Linked DNA regions of Homo sapiens: region 2 is linked to region 1. A link is a contact called in ENCODE Hi-C data. All regions are on one chromosome and are shown on one strand. Each heading gives the region's core, a stretch centred on a gene start or an enhancer-like site at or near the end of the contact. The rest is flanking DNA. Distances are from core to core; before and after follow the strand shown. Region 1 overlaps PIK3C2B (phosphatidylinositol-4-phosphate 3-kinase catalytic subunit type 2 beta). Region 2 holds the start of TMEM81 (transmembrane protein 81).

Region 1 (3,651 bases), core at 1-2,500:
GTTACACATGGTTTGTGTGATCCCTATGGCTTCAGGCCCCCAAGAGTGACTGTAATCTATTAGGGATTGCCTTGATATTTGAGGAGTTAGCATTAACTGAAGATATCCTGCTTTATCATTAGACTCTGAGTCTAGCTTGCTGGTTGAGGAACACCACGATGGCACAGGGACAGTGGGCTGGGCTGTGGGCACGTGGTGGAGAGCCTTCCTATCCCAAGGGAAGAAAGAAGCATGGCGCGGGGGCTGGTCGGCGCCTTAGCCGGTTCCCATGAATGGCTGGCTCTGCCTTTTTCTGCTTGACTTCCTTTGGCCCTTCTCAGAGCTGAGCAGGTGGCTGTCAGCTGCCGGCAGCCCACCACCCACACAGCCTGGCCCTGCCCATTGGCTCCTGCACCCAGGCTTACAGGCAGTCACCCCCATCCTCCCCACAGACAGCACCACCACCTGGGAGCTGCTGGCCCTGCCTCCTCTACTCTTATGTGTGTGATCCTTCTGGGTACTGGGGCTCTGGCATATCTGTGCTGAGTGTATACTTGCAGGGGAGAGCACAGGGCTGGGGCCAAGAGTGTTTCTGAGTATTCCCACCATGCCAGCCTCCCTTCATCGGGTCTACAATCTTTTCCCAACTCTGGAACAGCTCCAGTAGGAGAGACAGTACAAAGTCACTTAGCCTGAGTGGTCCTCCCTCTCATCTGGGACAGAAAGGAGGACCCTGTCTTCAAGACCAGAGAGAACCTTTTGGACATCTGAGAAAGGTGCTACCAGAAAGCACCCTAACAATCATTATAATTGAACAAATTGGAGACGCTTGCTCAAAAAGCCAGTGTCAGCCCAGCAAGGATGTCTTCCTTCTGGAGGATGGTCTCACTGGCATTATTCAGTGCTCTCTGGTCAGTCCAGTGCCTCTGCAGTTACCCCGACGTACATCCTCATCCCCTTGGAATGGGGCTGGGCCCTCGTTTGAAGTACGCCTCCACACTGCCTCCTTGCTCCTTGCAGACCTGGATGGGTTAGCCCGGCCCCGCCGAGCCCAGTGCAGAAGACCTGCGGAGGCAGCTCCTCTGCCGTGGCCTCTCCTGTCCTCTCTCTGATGAGCCCTCCAGGCAGAGCAGAGCCTTGTTGTTATGTTGTTTCCTCACTTTGGTGCCCTGGCTGGATGGGAACAGCTGGGACTTGCTTTATGGACTCTGCTGAACAGGCTGGCATCCTCCAGGGAGTTTTCCCCACCCACACAGGAATGAATCCTGCAGAACTGGATTCCCAAGGGCATGAGCTAAGGAAGCTGAACTGAGGCTGGAGGTGACAGTGGTGACAATCTGGGCCTTGCAGAAGACCTCAGTTTATAGGAAGCAAATGCTGTATCGAGGCAAAGCTGAGGAGGATGGTAGATGGGGGAGGCCAGGCCTAAAGAGAGCTACTGTGTCTTCGTCTCTAACTCCACCCATTTTCTGTGTCCTCTTTCAGAGGACCTTTGTTTATACTTCACAGCATCTACAGTATTTTCAGAGCGTTTAGGGTTTCCTAGGTGTTGCTTTTTGGAAATTCTGTGGTTGTTTTTCTGATACAGGATGGGCTGGTGTGAAAGTTGTGTGTAAAGAAGTTCCCTCGGTGGTCTCCTCAGCTGGAGGCCAAGGTTGGTCAGGGGAGGTCATCCTGGGACCTTCCCTGTCCCCCTACCTTTCTCTGGAAGGCCAAGAAAGCTGGAGGAGTCCCTCATAACTACCATGCCCTTGGAACCTGGGGTGAACTGGATGAGAAGGATTGGTTCTTGGGTGAGGGAAGAGGGGAGGAGGAAGCAGGAAGTAGGAACCAGACAGAGATGTGGCTGCTCTGGCTCCTGGGATGATTCCTGGGTTAGAAATACACGTACTGCCAAAGCTTTTCTTCCTTCTTTGCCAAATGTTCCATTCAGTTGATTGCCAGCTTCTGGTTCCTGACCCTGCAATCAAAATTGCCAGCTCTAGAGGAAGGAAAGTTTTTAGAGGAGCCACAAGCTGCCTCACCTCTTCCATCCTGGTCTCCTCATAACACAGAGCCCACAGTCTACAGGGTATGTAGCAGGAGCTATGATCTCCAAGGATTCTATGTGTGTGCATGAGACCAAATGGTTTCTGAGCTAGAATCGGGGTCTCTGAGTTGGAGTCAGCAGTGCATGCAGACCTGACTTTATGTAGCTGTGTCCCACAGGCTCCAAGCTTCTGTCCCTCTGATTGTCTAGGACCCAGAAAGACTTCCACTAAACTCTTGTGTGCACTTTGGCTTCAAATTAATGGAGAGTCCAGGGTATGGTATGCCCAGAGAGTAGAATAATGGAGAGTAAGTCCTGGTAGGAAATGCCAGACCATGTGCGGCTGCTTTAGTTTAGCTATAGAGGTCACTAGAGAGGGGATGTATAAGTGGGAAGAAAACACAAGCTGTTATTTTGTCTTCTCACATTTGGAACTAGATGAGAGGCACCCAGAGGGCACGCACACTAGAGAAGAGAAAGACCTTATGGATGCATGTGATTCTGTAATAGACCTGCCATCAAAAAAGCTTATAGAGCTGTATACAACCTGTGGGTTTTCCATAAGGAAGCAGGGATCAGATGCACATCTGTTGGAGGCTGGGGGAGCCGGCTTGCTTGACCTTAATACACCTCCCTGCTGTAGGAGTCGGATTCCTGGCAGTGTGTTGATGTTCCCTGTTAGAGCCGGGCTGTGGGAGGGGCAGTTGGAGCCAGCGGCATGTGTGTGGAGTGAGATGCGAGGCAGGGTCCCTGGCTGCAAAGGAGGTGGGATTGGGGGTATGGGTGAGTGTGGGTGCTGGGGGATGGACAGAAGTGGAGGTCCTCTCTGAAGAGAAAAACCTGGACACCAAAGGGTTTAAGTCCTAATGGCCTCTGACTCCCTGACCCTGCCTGTCCTTAGGGGAAGTGCTGAGGGTCCCTTCCTGGGGAAGTCCTAGAGCTGAGTCTCTTCCCTTAGTAAAATCTACTGAAAATCAGGATGCCCAAGACTGGGGGCTTGAAACCCTGCATATTCTTCACCGCCTTGCTTGAGAGCTTTCCATTTTCCCTGCCCACTGAAGATGGTCCAAGACATGCAGTACCTTCTTGCTTCCTGCTTTACACCCCAAGAGGGGATTGAATTCTTTATGTATGTGTCTGCCACCTTTGCTAGATTGTAAGCTCCCTGGAATTGTGCCATAGTCATCTGAATACTTGTAGTCTTTAGATATGTATGTGCCTGGCCTGGCATGTAGCTGGTACTCAACACCCTTTGGGATCCAATCTGTGGCTCAGGGTATGGGGAAGAGATGACCCAGACCCCTCTAGATTCTCCCAGTCCCAAGGAGAACAATTCTGTTAGGGTGCCTTCCAGCAAGACAGCAGGAACCCTCACCACCCACTGGCTCCAGTGGTGGCCCCTGGGCTCCTCCCTCTCTGGCACAGGGACTAAACAGAGCCAGCTCCACTGGAGGGAGTGCCCTCTCCTTTCTTTCCATCCTTTGACTCTGAACCATTGTGTCACTCTGTCCTGACCCCATTTCCTCCCCGGCTAGCCCTCAGCCATCTGTGGGCAGCTGTGAGACTGAGTTTGGTGCCTGGTGCAGCTCAGACCCTGGCACCGACCTGCTTGGCCATAGGCATGTCCTCTTGTTTCTTCAGCT
Region 2 (3,670 bases), core at 948-3,447, 600 kb before region 1:
AAAACCTTCTATCCATTTCAATTTGAATTATTTGATTTGTACAATATATGTATATTCTCTTCTTCCTTTTTGTCATCCCTGCCCTGCCACCCCCAAAATTTTGTTTTTAAAAATATTCTGGGCTGGGCATGGTGGCTCACACCTGTAATCCCAGCACTTGGGGAGGCCGAGGCTGGTGGATCATCTGAGGTCAGGTGTTTGAGACCAGCCTGGTCAACATGGTGAAACCCCGTCTCTACTAAAAATACAAAAATTAGCTGGGCGTGGTGGCGGGCACCTGTAATCCTAGCTACTCGGGAGGCTGAGGCAGGAGAATTGCTTGAATCCAGGAGGCAGAGGTTGCAGTGAGCTGAGATTGCGCCACTGCACTCCAGCCTGGGTGACAGAGCAAGACTCCATCTCAAAAAAAAAAAAAAAAAAAAATCTGTAGTTTTGTACAAGATGAGACTTAGCCTTGGGTACTTCTTGCTGAAGCTTTAATGCTTTGTAAATAAAATCGGATGTTTATTAAAGAACAGGTGTAGATGTTTATTTGTAAACACTGCTCACTTCTGGAACTCTCTGGCCACTTTGCTTTAGTACAAAGGAAAGTGTGATTTCCTGTGTTGATACTAGATCTTTCAGTGTGGAAAGATAGATCTGGAAGGGGTAGGGAGTGGACAGGTAGTCTAGATTTCTGCCTCTAGATGAGATTGTAAATAAATGATGCAAGTGGAAAAGTTGTTGATCAAAAAGATCATCTAGGAATGATCTGTCTTCCAATTATTTAACTCAATATAGTTTTGCAATTACTCTGAAGAGGCCGTAGGGCTAGGCATTCTGGAGGTTACAAAAATGCATGCTAGGAAGTTCCTGTCTTCCAAGGACCTTTCTTCAAGTCTAAGTAAGTACGGTTGAATTCTTATTAGCCTTTTTTTTTTTTTGAATGAAGCAGCTTTAAAATTTATTAAATGCTCGTTGTCTCCTAAAGATAAGATGTTTCACAAAGTCTATGTAAGTCTTTGATTTTAATGTCAAATTTGAGGGTCTACTTATTAATCTTATGTGATTGAGAACTCCATCTTTGACATCATAGCTGTTTCATAGCAACCTTGACCTACGTGAATAATGAGCTCTATTCTGTAGGATAAAGGGAGTAGGCCAAGAGTCAGGGAGCATCATGCATCCTCTCACTCAAAATATATCTTCAGTATCCTTGGGAAGGAAGAGTGCCTAAAAGGGGGAGAGGAGCTGCCTTTAACACAACCTTAAACATTCTGATTTGAAAAGGTCATCTTGGCCCTTGTCTTTATGAATTTCCATTTCTATTTAAAATTCCTTACACATTGAACAGTGTTTCACACTTTACAAAGTGTTCTCACATACAGTATATCATTCAGTGCTCTAAGTGACCTTCCTCAGATAGGCAAGGAGGTCTTAAGTTACAAAGGAGGAAACAGAAATTCAGGAAGGGTAAGTTACTTGCCTCCTAGTCCAGAGTTCTTAATCCTTTTTATAGGAAGTTTAGGAACATTAAAATAATTCAAGTTAATCTTCCTTTTTTTAGACTTTAGTATTTGTTTTATTTGGTGACATTTAACTGGGGCTTTTGAAACCCTTAATTTAGATCCTAGTTTATAGAGGGGAAGGGGAAGGGTGAGGAAGAGTGTAACTTCACTATGCATTTGAGGTAATCTGGAAATTTACTTCAGTTTCTGAAGTCTTTTCTTCTTTGTCTTCCCAAGAGGTGGATTTAAAGTCATTAAGAGAACACGAAAACGGCCAGCGCGGTGGCTCATGCCTGTAATCCCAGCACTTTGGGGGGCTGAGGTGGGTGAATTGCTTGAACCCAGGAGTTGGAGACAAGCCTCGACAACATGGTGAAACCCCGTATCTACAAAAAATAGAAAAATTAGCCAGGTGTGATAGCCTGCACCTGTAGTCCCAGCTACCTAGGAGGCTGAGGTGGCAGGATCACTTGAGCCTAGGAGGTTGAGGCTGCAGTGAGCTGTGATCATGTTACTGCACTCCAGCCTGGGTTGACAGTGAGGCCCTGCCTCAAAAAAAAAAAAAAAAAAAAAAAGCGTGAAGACTAGTAGGTAAGGTGGTTATTTTATTAACAACGATAGTTAGTAAAGCAACACCATTGTGATTTTTTTCCTGCCTTGTGGCCTCACCTGTTTATAAGGACTGGACTTTTATTTATTAAGTTGTGTTGTTTTATTGACAATACATGCATCATATCTTTTGACTTTGAAGGATATCTCATGTCAAAGGAATCAAGTTATGATTTATAGAGGATTCAGCTGGAATACCTTGTGGGTGCTGGCTGAGGGTGGCAAAACGCCTACCGAGACATGAAGGTTTTAGCCACTAGTTTTGTCCTTGGGAGCCTGGGGTTGGCCTTCTACCTGCCTTTGGTGGTGACTACACCTAAAACACTGGCCATCCCTGAGAAGCTGCAAGAAGCTGTGGGGAAAGTTATCATCAATGCCACAACCTGTACTGTCACCTGTGGCCTTGGCTATAAGGAGGAGACCGTCTGTGAGGTGGGCCCTGATGGAGTGAGAAGGAAATGTCAGACTCGGCGCTTAGAATGTCTGACCAACTGGATCTGTGGGATGCTCCATTTCACCATTCTCATTGGCAAGGAATTTGAGCTTAGCTGTCTGAGTTCAGACATCTTGGAGTTTGGACAGGAAGCTTTCCGGTTCACCTGGAGACTTGCTCGAGGTGTCATCTCCACTGACGATGAGGTCTTCAAACCCTTTCAAGCCAACTCCCACTTTGTGAAGTTTAAATATGCTCAGGAGTATGACTCTGGGACATATCGCTGTGATGTGCAGCTGGTAAAAAACTTGAGACTCGTCAAGAGGCTCTATTTTGGGTTGAGGGTCCTTCCTCCTAACTTGGTGAATCTGAATTTCCATCAGTCACTTACTGAGGATCAGAAGTTAATAGATGAGGGATTGGAAGTTAATCTGGACAGCTACTCCAAGCCTCACCACCCAAAGTGGAAAAAGAAGGTGGCGTCAGCCTTGGGAATAGGAATTGCCATTGGAGTGGTTGGTGGCGTGTTGGTGAGGATTGTCCTCTGTGCGCTAAGGGGGGGCCTGCAGCAGTGACAGCTTCAAGAACTTAACAGCCTTGCTCCTGAAGAACTGGCTGCCCAGGAAGCCAAGCTAGCTTTTTAGGGGAGTGTTCCAGCTGCTGGTAGTGGATCAGCTTAGAGGGAACACTCCCACAGCCAAAAGAATGAGTGGGAGAAATGGAGGGGACAATCTCCTGGGAGCTATGCGCAGTAACCTAACTTCCTTATGTCCCATGGATCTCTTCCTGATCTTCCCTGCCCATTGGGTACCCAGGAAACTGCAAGCATTGCCTGTGTTCCTGGGAAGAGTTCTAAGAAGCTTGCATTCATTTTCTACCCTTTATGACTTGGATGCCTCCCCACCTCCATTTCCCCTCTTCTGAGCTGTGTATTCATGTAGAGGGATGTATTCAGCCTTTTTAGTGAACATTTTTTTTCAATAAAAGTAATTCACAGTAGCTGTATGGAGACCTTTTTCTGCTCTTCAGTTTCTTGTATTTATTTAAATTGTCCCATAATCAGTCTGGCTTCATTTTCCTCAGGTTTCTTAGAATAGACATTAAACCAATTGTCTGCTTTTGGGGGCAGGGGGTGCAGTGC

Evidence for each region. A loop is a pair of places that touch in the nucleus more often than their neighbours do.
Region 2: a loop to region 1 is called in a map with no recorded cell type, with 3 times the contacts of the local background. The contact joins the promoter of TMEM81 here to the enhancer-like site in region 1. A Hi-C loop is called at or near these places in 1 of 37 single-sample maps with no recorded cell type.

Annotation. Positions count from the first base shown.
Region 1 is chr1:204,477,395-204,481,045 of GRCh38, reverse strand. The region is part of intron 1 of PIK3C2B (phosphatidylinositol-4-phosphate 3-kinase catalytic subunit type 2 beta); the gene reads left to right. Among named protein-coding and RNA genes, the nearest start is that of PIK3C2B, 16 kb to the left of the region's middle. RefSeq lists enhancers at 458-517, 2,250-2,749 and a silencer at 3,591-3,651. Within about 2 kb of position 1,250, at least 12 of the 41 ENCODE cell types and tissues checked have a DNase peak (open chromatin) inside an H3K27ac peak, as active enhancers do.
Region 2 is chr1:205,082,987-205,086,656 of GRCh38, reverse strand. It overlaps TMEM81 (transmembrane protein 81), which reads left to right and starts at 2,197. Exons shown (of 1, transcript NM_203376.2): 1 at 2,197-3,528. The coding sequence starts at 2,337. The coding sequence ends at 3,104. It overlaps RBBP5 (RB binding protein 5, histone lysine methyltransferase complex subunit), which reads left to right. Exons shown (of 14, transcript NM_005057.4): 14 at 1-515.